Linked DNA regions of Homo sapiens: all the other regions are linked to region 2. Evidence: chromatin contacts called from ENCODE Hi-C data. All regions are on one chromosome and are shown on one strand. Each heading gives the region's core, a stretch centred on a gene start or an enhancer-like site at or near the end of the contact. The rest is flanking DNA. Distances are from core to core; before and after follow the strand shown. Region 1 holds the start of CCDC85C (coiled-coil domain containing 85C). Region 2 holds the start of AK7 (adenylate kinase 7). Region 3 holds the start of WDR25 (WD repeat domain 25).

Region 1 (3,000 bases), core at 1-2,500, 3.2 Mb before region 2:
CGTGGGCCGCTCACTGTCGCGTGCGCGGATTTGATCTCGTTGCAGGTTCCGGGGGAGGGACCCCCCCCCGCCCCGCCCCGCCCCGCCTGCTGGCGGTAGACGCGCCGTAAATGCGCTTTGGGGACCGGAGGATAACGAGACAGACTTACAGGCAGTGGGAAGCCCGGGGGTCCCGCGAGGCCGCCGGTGGGGAGTTCTGTGGCCGGCTCGGCGCCCCCGGACCCCGGCGTTCAGGCCCCAGTGGGAGACCTTCCCACCCTTCCCAGTGGTTTCCACCCCGCGAATTGCAGATTATCTCCCGAATCCCAGGGATTTAGCGGTCGAGTGAGCGGAGGTGGAGCGGGGCTCCGAGCGCCGCTCCGGGCAGGGGGCAGGTTCCCGGAGCTCTCGCCCCATCGGGGCAGAGAGTACTGACCGCGCTGCGGGACGCGGCTGGCAAGGCCCTGGCCCTGCAGGGGCGCGGACGCCAGCGTTTAGCTCAGCCCTGGGCTAGGAGTGGAGACGCAGCCCCGCCGCGTGCTCCGGCAGGGGACCCGGGTGGGGACGGGGGCGGAGGAGCCTGGGGGCAGGGAAGGGGACAAAGAGCCGCCCTGCTGCGGGGAAGAGCGACCCCCATGTCACAGTCCTATTGTTCGCTGTGTCTCCGACTGCCCTGAACTCTGGTGCCCCCGGGAGGGAGAAGGGGCGCCGTCGCCCGGATCGTGGGTATTTGTTTATCTGGGGAGAGGGAAGAGGACCGGGGACGCGGGCCGGGGAGGGGGCTCGACTGCTATTTTCGCGCGTCGCCTTTAAGGGAAGCCCGGCCCTACCTTTCCCACCGTCCCCCTCCCCGCAGCCGTACCTGCATTTTAAAAGCGCCCTGTAGCCCTGGGATTGGCTAAGGCCGCGTCCTCCGGGCGCAGAAACTTGAACCGCCGGGAGCCGGCCGCGGGCGGGGGTCGGAAACCCCGCGGATGGACCGTACCACCGCCGCAGCTTCCCCCGCGCGCGCCCCGCCCCTCCCGCACACCCCCGGAGCGGCCCAATCGCCCGGCCGGGAGGGCGGGACCGCGGCCGGAACGCGCCTCTGAGAGGGCACTGGACGGGCGGGCGCACCGCGCAGGGGGACGGCGGGGGCCGCGCCTCTGCTCCCCAGTCGCCCTCGGGGGCGGGGCCGGGCCTCGGAGACCCGCCCACTCTCCGCCCGGGGTGGGCGGGGCGGCGGGGGCTCCGGGAGCTGGGCCGGGGGCGGGCCTCCGCCTGCTTCTCCAGAACCCTGAGAGCGCCCGGCACCGCGGCCGCCGACGCAGCAGCCGCCTCCGCTCGTCAACCCCGAGGCGCGCGGGCTCCCGGGCGGCCCCGGCGGGCGCGGCGAGAGGACGCGCCAGGCGGCGCGGGGCGGGCCGCACGCGCCCCCGGCCGCCCCCCGCCCGCGCGCGGACCGGCCCAGCGGAGCCCCGGCGCGGGGAAGCGCCGGCCGGGCGAGGGCGAGGGCGATGCCGCGGTGACGGCCCCGCCATGGCTAAGCCCGCGGCGACGGCGGCGGCGGCGTCGGAGGAGCTGAGCCAGGTGCCGGACGAGGAGCTGCTGCGCTGGAGCAAGGAGGAGCTGGCGCGGCGGCTGCGGCGCGCCGAGGGCGAGAAGGTGGGCCTCATGCTGGAGCACGGCGGCCTGATGCGCGACGTGAACCGGCGGCTGCAGCAGCACCTGCTGGAGATCCGCGGCCTCAAGGACGTGAACCAGCGGCTGCAGGACGACAACCAGGAGCTGCGCGAGCTCTGCTGCTTCCTCGACGACGACCGGCAGAAGGGGCGCAAGCTGGCGCGCGAGTGGCAGCGCTTCGGGCGCCACGCGGCCGGCGCCGTGTGGCACGAGGTGGCCCGCTCGCAGCAGAAGCTGCGCGAGCTCGAGGCGCGCCAGGAGGCCCTGCTGCGCGAGAACCTGGAGCTCAAGGAGCTGGTGCTGCTGCTGGACGAGGAGCGCGCGGCACTGGCGGCGACGGGGGCCGCAAGCGGTGGCGGCGGCGGCGGGGGCGGCGCCGGCTCCCGCAGCTCCATCGACAGCCAGGCCAGCCTGAGCGGGCCGCTGTCGGGTGGCGCGCCCGGCGCGGGGGCCCGCGACGTGGGCGACGGCAGCAGTACGTCCAGCGCGGGCAGCGGCGGCAGCCCCGACCACCACCACCACGTCCCACCCCCGCTGCTGCCCCCCGGGCCGCACAAGGCCCCCGACGGCAAGGCAGGAGCCACACGTCGGTCCCTGGACGACTTGTCGGCGCCGCCGCACCACCGCAGCATCCCCAACGGCCTGCACGGTAAGGACTACACGGGCCGGGCAGCGCGGGTCTCCCTGGCTGCAGCCCTTTTCCCAGGCTGCGGCGAGAGGAGGTGGTCCCTGGCTGTCCCACTCATGCGGCCGCCACTCCAGACTCCTCCAGCTGTCATGGATCCTGGGCCAGGGGATCCCGCACTCACCCAAAGTGGGGCTTTGGGCGGTGGTGGGCCGGTTCAGTGGTGGAGCGTCTTTTTGTCCAGCTCAGAACCTGCTGCCGGTCCGGTCCCAGAAAAGTTTCTAGCGGGTGTAGTTGCCAAAATTAGGGTCTGTCACTGCTGGGCTGGCGGTGGGCGCCTCATCCCAGCCTTGGAAATCCTTGCCTAGTAGCGGGAAGTTCTAAACAGCAAAGGATACAAGGCCCCTTGAGCGCAAGTGAATTTCCCCTCTTGCAGCAACAGGTGTCCTCCAAACCAAGCAGCGTCCACGTGTGTGCGGTGGCTGGAGTTCTGCAGTGGGGTGTGGGGATTGGGAAGGTGCACAGGCAGCCGCTTGAGACCCAGAGGCAGTTGGGGAGAGGCCTGGGGCTCAGAGCCTTTCTTGTTTGCCATAAATTCCGCCCTTCTAGTCCTGGGACCTTTCTCAGCCGAGACTCTAAGACTTTCCCGAGGGAGATGTATTTGGAACGGATTCTAGCTTTTCTCCTCTGTGTGCCTCAGTTTCTTTGTCTGTGAAATGGAGATGATGACCTCT
Region 2 (3,063 bases), core at 35-2,534:
TTATAAGGTCATCCAGTTTGTGGCAATTGGTTACCACAGCCCTAGAAAACTAATACAGATTGTACGTACTGTAGCCTCATCCTATTTTAAGCAGATTTGTCCTGTTCGAAAGTGCAGTCATTAGCCTCAGAGAAGTCTGTCCAGGGTGAGATTAGATTTCTCTGTAGCTCTAGAGGACAGAATTCAGATGGACGGGTCCTACCCACAGGGAATGATAAAATCATGGCTTTCTTTTGACAACTGATCATATTAGCATGAAGGGCCCCAGAGCCCTTTTTCTGAATATCTTCATTTTCCAGGGATAAAGACACAGAAAGGTGAGGAAACTTAATGGAACTCGGGGACCCAAACAGTGTCTGGTCCATAATAGATGCTCAAAAACCATATATTGAAGGGATGGATGAATGAAAAACGCTTCATGGGCAATATAAAAATTTGATTTACTCACGCCTGTAATCCCTTTTGGATTTACTCGGCCTGTAATTTGGGAGGCCGAGACGGGTGGGTCACGAGGTCAGGAGATCGATCGAGACCATCCTGGCTAACACAGTGAAACCCCGTCTCTGCTAAAAATACAAAAAATTAGCCGGGCGCGGTGTCGGGCGCCTGTAGTCCCAGCTACTCGGAGGCTGAGGCAGGAGAATGGCGTGAACCCGGGAGGCGGAGCTTGCAGTGAGCCGAGATCGCGCCACTGCACTCCAGCCTGGGCGACAGAGCAAGGCTCCGTCTCAAAAAAAAAAAATTGATTTATTTTCTCGTTTAGCTGCCTGCTTCAAAATCGATGGAAGGGTAGAAAGAGAACCTAGGAGGGGGCAAGAGACCTGGAGTCTCTGTCCAGGTTCTGGCCTCAACTCTCTATGTGATCTTGGGCAAGTCCCTGCCTCTTAGCCTCAGTTTCCCCTCATTAAAAGGAGGAACAGGGGATGGACCAGTGATTTCCAGACACCTGAGCTTCCATGTAGAATCTCTTGACCAGCCTGGGTGCGGACTGGGGTCCAGGGGGCATTGGTGGTGCCCAGGACGCGGGACCCTCCCTGAGGAAAGGCCCCGACAGCGCCCTGGGGCGCAGACCCTCGCTGGGTTTGCGGACCGGGGGCCGAGGGCTGGGAGCTGAGAGCTGGCGTGAGGCTCTGGGCCGCCGCCGCCGCTCACCTTCCCGATGTTTCCGCTGCTGTAGGAATCCAACAGGTTTATAAACACCCTCTGGGTCCGGATAACCTTCTCCGTGAGAGCAGCAGTTTCCTCTTCTTCAGCCATGGTGGGAGCCGCGCTGGTTGCTAAGGTGAAAGCGCCACTCGCTTGCCAAGGAGGCGGGGCCCGGGCCAGGGAGGCGGGGCAGGTTCTCTCTGGGGGCGGGGCCTTGGCTCCGGGCAGTTTGCCGGGCGGGGAGGGGCGTGTCGTGGGCGAAGCAGGGAGTGCCGGGCGGGGCGGTGCGTGTCGTGCCCGGCGCTAATCAGGGCGTGCCAGGCGGGACGGGGCAGGCTGTGCCGGTCGCTGGGCGGGGCGTGCCGGGTAGGGCGGGGCGAGTCGTGCCGGGGGGTTGGGCGGGGCATGCCGGGCAGGGCGGGGTGTGTAGTGCAGTGGGCTGGGCGGGGCGCGCCGGGCGAAGCGGGGCTCAGGGCTCGCAACTGCGCGCGCTGTCGGCTGCTGGGCGCCAGGCGGATGTCCCTGCGAGTGCTTTCCGCGGCGCCGCGCGTGCAGCCCGGGTCTCACCCTGGCTTGCTGCCCACTGGGAGCCCTTGGGCAGTGCATGGTTTCTTTCCGAAGCTCCCTGGGCGTCTGTCCCGGGGGGCCATGTGATTGCTGTGCCTTTTTAATCTCCATTGTTCGGAAAGTCTGGAAACACATCCCTGTGTCCGCTTGACCCGATGACTAAAAATAATGAGAATTCTGAAGAAGAGGGAATGGCCCACAGCCTAGGCCTCTCCCCGACACGTGGGAGTTACTCAGCACGCTCCCATGGGGTGGTCTGGCCGGGGCGACGGGACGTAAGCCTCAGCTGCGAAGAAAAGCTGTTGCCATGGAGTTTCGGGCTCCCGAACACCCGAGCGACGCTAGCGTGGTCCCGCCTTGCGGCAGGTGCGGCTTGGTCCGCCGGCTCAGCTCCCTTGGGGGTTGTTTCCAGACGCACGTTCCGGGAAGACCCCTGGTGTCGGCTGGGGGCGACCAGAGCCCGTAGGCGCCCGGGATTCGCTCACATTCACCAAGGGAAGAAATTTAGACTTGACCGTTCCACAAGAGATTATACATGCAGTTGCTGAGATAAATCCACAAATTAAAAGATAACATTCACCTCGGTGATCACTGGACCATAAAGGTTGTGGTGGACTAAGAATACGCAGTTCCCTTGGAATAGCCTGATCATATTGAACTGTTTTCATGCCTTAAGCATTAACTCCTTAAATGCAAATATTTAACACTTGCAGCAATTGTGTGTGCGTGGTTTCTTCTCGTTCTTTTTATTATTTTTAATAGAGACAGGGTCTCACTATGTTTGTTGCCCAGGCTAGTCTCTAACTCCGGAGCTCAAGAAACTCTCCTGCCTCGTCCTCCCAAAGTGCTGGTATTACAGGCATGAGCCACCACGCCAGCGTTCTTGTTCTTTTTATTTTTAATTTATTTTTTTGAGATGGAGTCTCGCTCTGTCACCCAGACTGGAGTGCAATGGCATAATCTCAGCTCACTGCAACCTCGCCTCCCGGGTTCAAGCGATTCTCCTGCCTCAGCCTTCGAAGTAGCTGGGACTACAGGCGCCTACCACCGTTCCCGGCTAATTTTTGTATTTTTAGTAGAGACAGGTTTTCAGCATGTTGGTCACGCTGGTCTTGAACTTCTGGCCTCAAGTGATCCACCCGCCTCGGCCTCTCAAAGTGCTGTGATTTACAGGTGTGAGGCACCCCACCTGGCCTTCTTCTTTTTAAAAAATACTGGTTGTTTCAAAAAACGGAGGTGGCCCAACATCTTCAGACAGCTTGGAGGCTCTGGGCTTTCAGGCACTCATGAGACTTGGCTTTGAGTTTCAGCTCTCCAGTGATTTGTGGGAGGCTGGGACCAATCTTTTAA
Region 3 (3,169 bases), core at 586-3,085, 4.0 Mb before region 2:
CACACGCCTGTAATCCCAGCTACTCGGGAGGCTGAGGCAGGAGAATCATTTAAACCCAGGAGGCAGAGGTTGCAGTGAGCCAAGATCGCGCCATTGCACCCCAGCCTGGGCGACAAGAGTGAAACTTCGTCTCAAAAAAAAAAAAAATCTTTCTGAAATTCTGAACCATCATACACAATACATGGTTATCAATTAGTTCCCAGAAAGAAGTGCTTTGGTAATTTTTTACTTCTGTGCTGTTAGCACCAAGCACAATCCAGAGAAAAAGAAGGGTGCTAGGCACTCCTAGGACAGCAGAGGGCGCGGTGGAACAGCACAGAACGCTCAGGCAATAGACCGACTTCCAAGAAAACCCAGTGCACCCAACCTTAATCAAACACGCCAAGCTCCGCCTCCATCCCCCAACAGGTGGAGTCAGGTCAGCATCAACAGATTCCCTCCAAGTCCTTTTCTAAGTCATTCCAGACAGCCTATTACCCATCTCTTCTTCTAGACAATGGGTTTCTATGTCCCCTGGAATCAACCACCCAACCTCTTCCACACCTTTCCCCCAAGTGGCATCATTCGCCTGAGGGTTCCACTGGTCTACAAGTCAGGTCATCATTCCATAAATGTCTGTAGTCAGCCTCCTCTAGTAATGCCGCCCCCGTTCGCAGCCCATTCCAGGCAGGTAACAACTTCCACACGCAAAGCCAGAGTTTAAATAAAACGACCGGGCGCGGTGGCTCACGCCTGTAATCCTAGCACTGTAGGAGGCCGAGAAGGGCGGATTACCTGAGGTCGGGGGTTCAAGACCAGCCTGGCCAACATGGTGAAACCCCGTCTCTACTAAAAATACAAAAAAAAAAAAAATTTAGCCGTGTGCAGTGGTGCGCGCCTGTAATCCCAGCTACTCTGGAGGCTGAGGCCGCAGAATTGCTTGAACCCGGGAGGCGGAGGTTGCGGTGAGTGGAGATCACGCCACTGCACTCCAGCCTGGGCTACAGAGCGAGACTTGGTCTCAAAAAACAACAACAACAACAACAACTTCTAAAGCCAGCCAGCCAGCTCATCTCCAATGGAACTAATATAATATGAAAGACTAATTATAAACTAATGGAACCGTGCACTGCAAATAATTTGGCATTTCTGTTCTCTAAATGCTAAGCCTGGTCCCGAGGCCACTCTCAACTCCTCTGCCCAGGCACCACCCACCATGCACCCAGATTCCCACCACCAGGGTGCCCGTGCTCCCTCTGGAAGGAGATGAGGGATTAAACGAAGAGGAACAGACAGTAAGATGGAAGGGAAGGCAGGGACACTGGAGAAGAGTCTAAGGAAGGAGCGAGTGACTCTGACAGTCACTATCAGCAAGTCAGCCCCATGAGGACAGGACTTTCTGTGTTTTGTTCACTATTCAATGCCCAGCGTCTAAAAATATTTCTGGAATGCAAACGGGTGGGAGGGGGAGATGCTAGGAAGTAAAAGAAATAGGATATTCCCATTCAACAAACATTTCCTGATTACGTACTCTTTGTCAAGCCCTATGCTGGGTCTGGTGTGGGTGGAAATCAAACACAAAACACAGATCCCCCCGGAGGCCCCAGAGCGATGAAAGCAACAAACAAGATACGACCAGAGATGGGTTTTGAAGGATGAATAGGAGTTAGCTGAGCTGTCAATAGTAAGAAGTAAGGTTGGTCCAAGGCACAGCGCTTTCTGAAGGAACAGGAAGTGAAAGGAAGGCGAGCGGCTATGAGAGACCGCGTTAAGCGGCACGGGGCGCTTTAGGCGCTGCCCAGTCCCGGCCCCTCCAGCCCGGGGCCCGCCGCTCACCACACGCACCGGAAGCGCTCGGTTCTCCCGGAGGCAGACCGGCCAGCACACTACCATCCAGTCACGTTCCGACGCGACGCCGCGGCCGCCAGCCAATCAGTGGCGGCCTCTGCCCCGCCCCCGCGCGAACAGCCAATGACGGCGCCGTCGGGCCGGAAGTTGTTCCGTCCGGACGGCGTTTCCACGGACGCCCAGGAGACAGCCGGTTGCTGAGCCGGGAGCGCTGACTGGCCCGGCTGGGCAGGGTAAGCGAGGGGAGTAAGGCCGGGGCGGAGTGAGGAAACAAGGGAGGGAGTGATGGAGGGACGCTGGCGCGGCGCCCAGTGGCCTGGCCCTCCCGGGAGTATCCTTAGAGCCCGGCTTGCTGCCCGCCGCGTTCTGGCACTGTGAGGCGCGGAGCCTGCCACCGACCCCTCGCCCCTTTCCTCTGAGCGCCGCCGACCCACCCCGTCTCCCTTTCCCACTGGCACCCTTCATCGTCTCCGCCTGTTCGCTTTTCCCGAGGAGAGAGGCCCCCATTTTTATTTAGCGCCTGCCATGTGCCAGAGGCTTTGCGTAGTGTTGCACTTAGTCCCCTCAACGGTAATGTTAGCAGGCTTCTCCATGCCCATTCCACAGATGAGGAAACCGAAGGGGAAGCAGAAAAGTAATGCGACCCTTGCCCAAGGTTTCGAATAAGTCCAAGCTGGGATTGAAACCCAGGCGTCTGTGACCCCAGAACTCCTGATCTTTCCACTGCACTGTGCCGCCTCGGTGAACAGATGCGGGGAATTTACAGTTTCTCTTTCCACCGCCCACGACTACACAAAATCAGTCACACTGACGCTGAGGGTGGGGAACGGGAAGAGGGTGGGGAGGTTATTTGGAGGCCAGCGGGGGGTGAGGGGTGGCTGATGCAATGACCAGCTAATGGCTCGATTCTCAAGAGGGTTTCATTGGTCTCAACCTGGCCCCCCAGGCAACCCACCCCTGATTGGACAGTCTCATCAAGAAGGTTGGTCAAGAGCTCAAGTGTTTCTGAGAATCTGGGTGATTTATAAGAAACCCTTAGCTGAATGCAGGGTGGGGAGAACGAAAGACAAAAGCATCTTTTTTCAGAAGGGAAACTGAAAGAAAGAGGGGAAGAGTATTAAAGACCATTTCTGGCTGGGCAGGGCACTCTCAGCAGCTCAACTGCCCAGCGTGACCAGTGGCCACCTCTGCAGTGTCTTCCACAACCTGGGTATGTATTGCCATCTTTGCCAGGCTTAGAGCTTGTTCGTGTTTTTAGCAAAGTGCTGAAAACCTTGGTTTAGGGGGTCAGGACTTGTGTCTTAGGATTAGGGTGTTATGCATTTTACTTCTTCCATTGACC

Evidence for each region. A loop is a pair of places that touch in the nucleus more often than their neighbours do. Pooled maps may share reads with other maps.
Region 1: a map of CD8-positive, alpha-beta T cell shows a loop between it and region 2 (18-fold over the local background). The contact joins the promoter of CCDC85C here to the promoter of AK7 in region 2. A Hi-C loop is called at or near these places in 3 of 168 maps with a recorded cell type or tissue (CD4-positive, alpha-beta T cell and CD8-positive, alpha-beta T cell) and 11 of 50 pooled maps.
Region 3: a loop to region 2 is called in a map of CD8-positive, alpha-beta T cell, with 25 times the contacts of the local background. The contact joins the promoter of WDR25 here to the promoter of AK7 in region 2. A Hi-C loop is called at or near these places in 1 of 168 maps with a recorded cell type or tissue (CD8-positive, alpha-beta T cell), 2 of 37 single-sample maps with no recorded cell type and 6 of 50 pooled maps.

What each region holds. Positions count from the first base shown.
Region 1 is chr14:99,602,457-99,605,456 of GRCh38, reverse strand. It overlaps CCDC85C (coiled-coil domain containing 85C), which reads left to right and starts at 1,250. Exons shown (of 6, transcript NM_001144995.2): 1 at 1,250-2,290. The coding sequence starts at 1,498. It also overlaps a transcript of HHIPL1 not described here. RefSeq lists silencers at 46-195, 376-445, 506-645, 786-1,315 and enhancers at 1,576-1,695, 2,402-3,000.
Region 2 is chr14:96,390,349-96,393,411 of GRCh38, reverse strand. It overlaps AK7 (adenylate kinase 7), which reads right to left and starts at 1,284. Exons shown (of 18, transcript NM_152327.5): 1 at 1,153-1,284. The coding sequence starts at 1,257. RefSeq lists a silencer at 1,215-1,724.
Region 3 is chr14:100,375,151-100,378,319 of GRCh38, reverse strand. WDR25 (WD repeat domain 25) reads right to left here and starts at 1,835. Exons shown (of 7, transcript NM_001161476.3): 1 at 1,825-1,835. WARS1 (tryptophanyl-tRNA synthetase 1) reads left to right here and starts at 2,973. Exons shown (of 11, transcript NM_004184.4): 1 at 2,973-3,037. RefSeq lists silencers at 1,702-1,751, 1,942-2,001 and enhancers at 2,512-2,871, 2,882-3,021.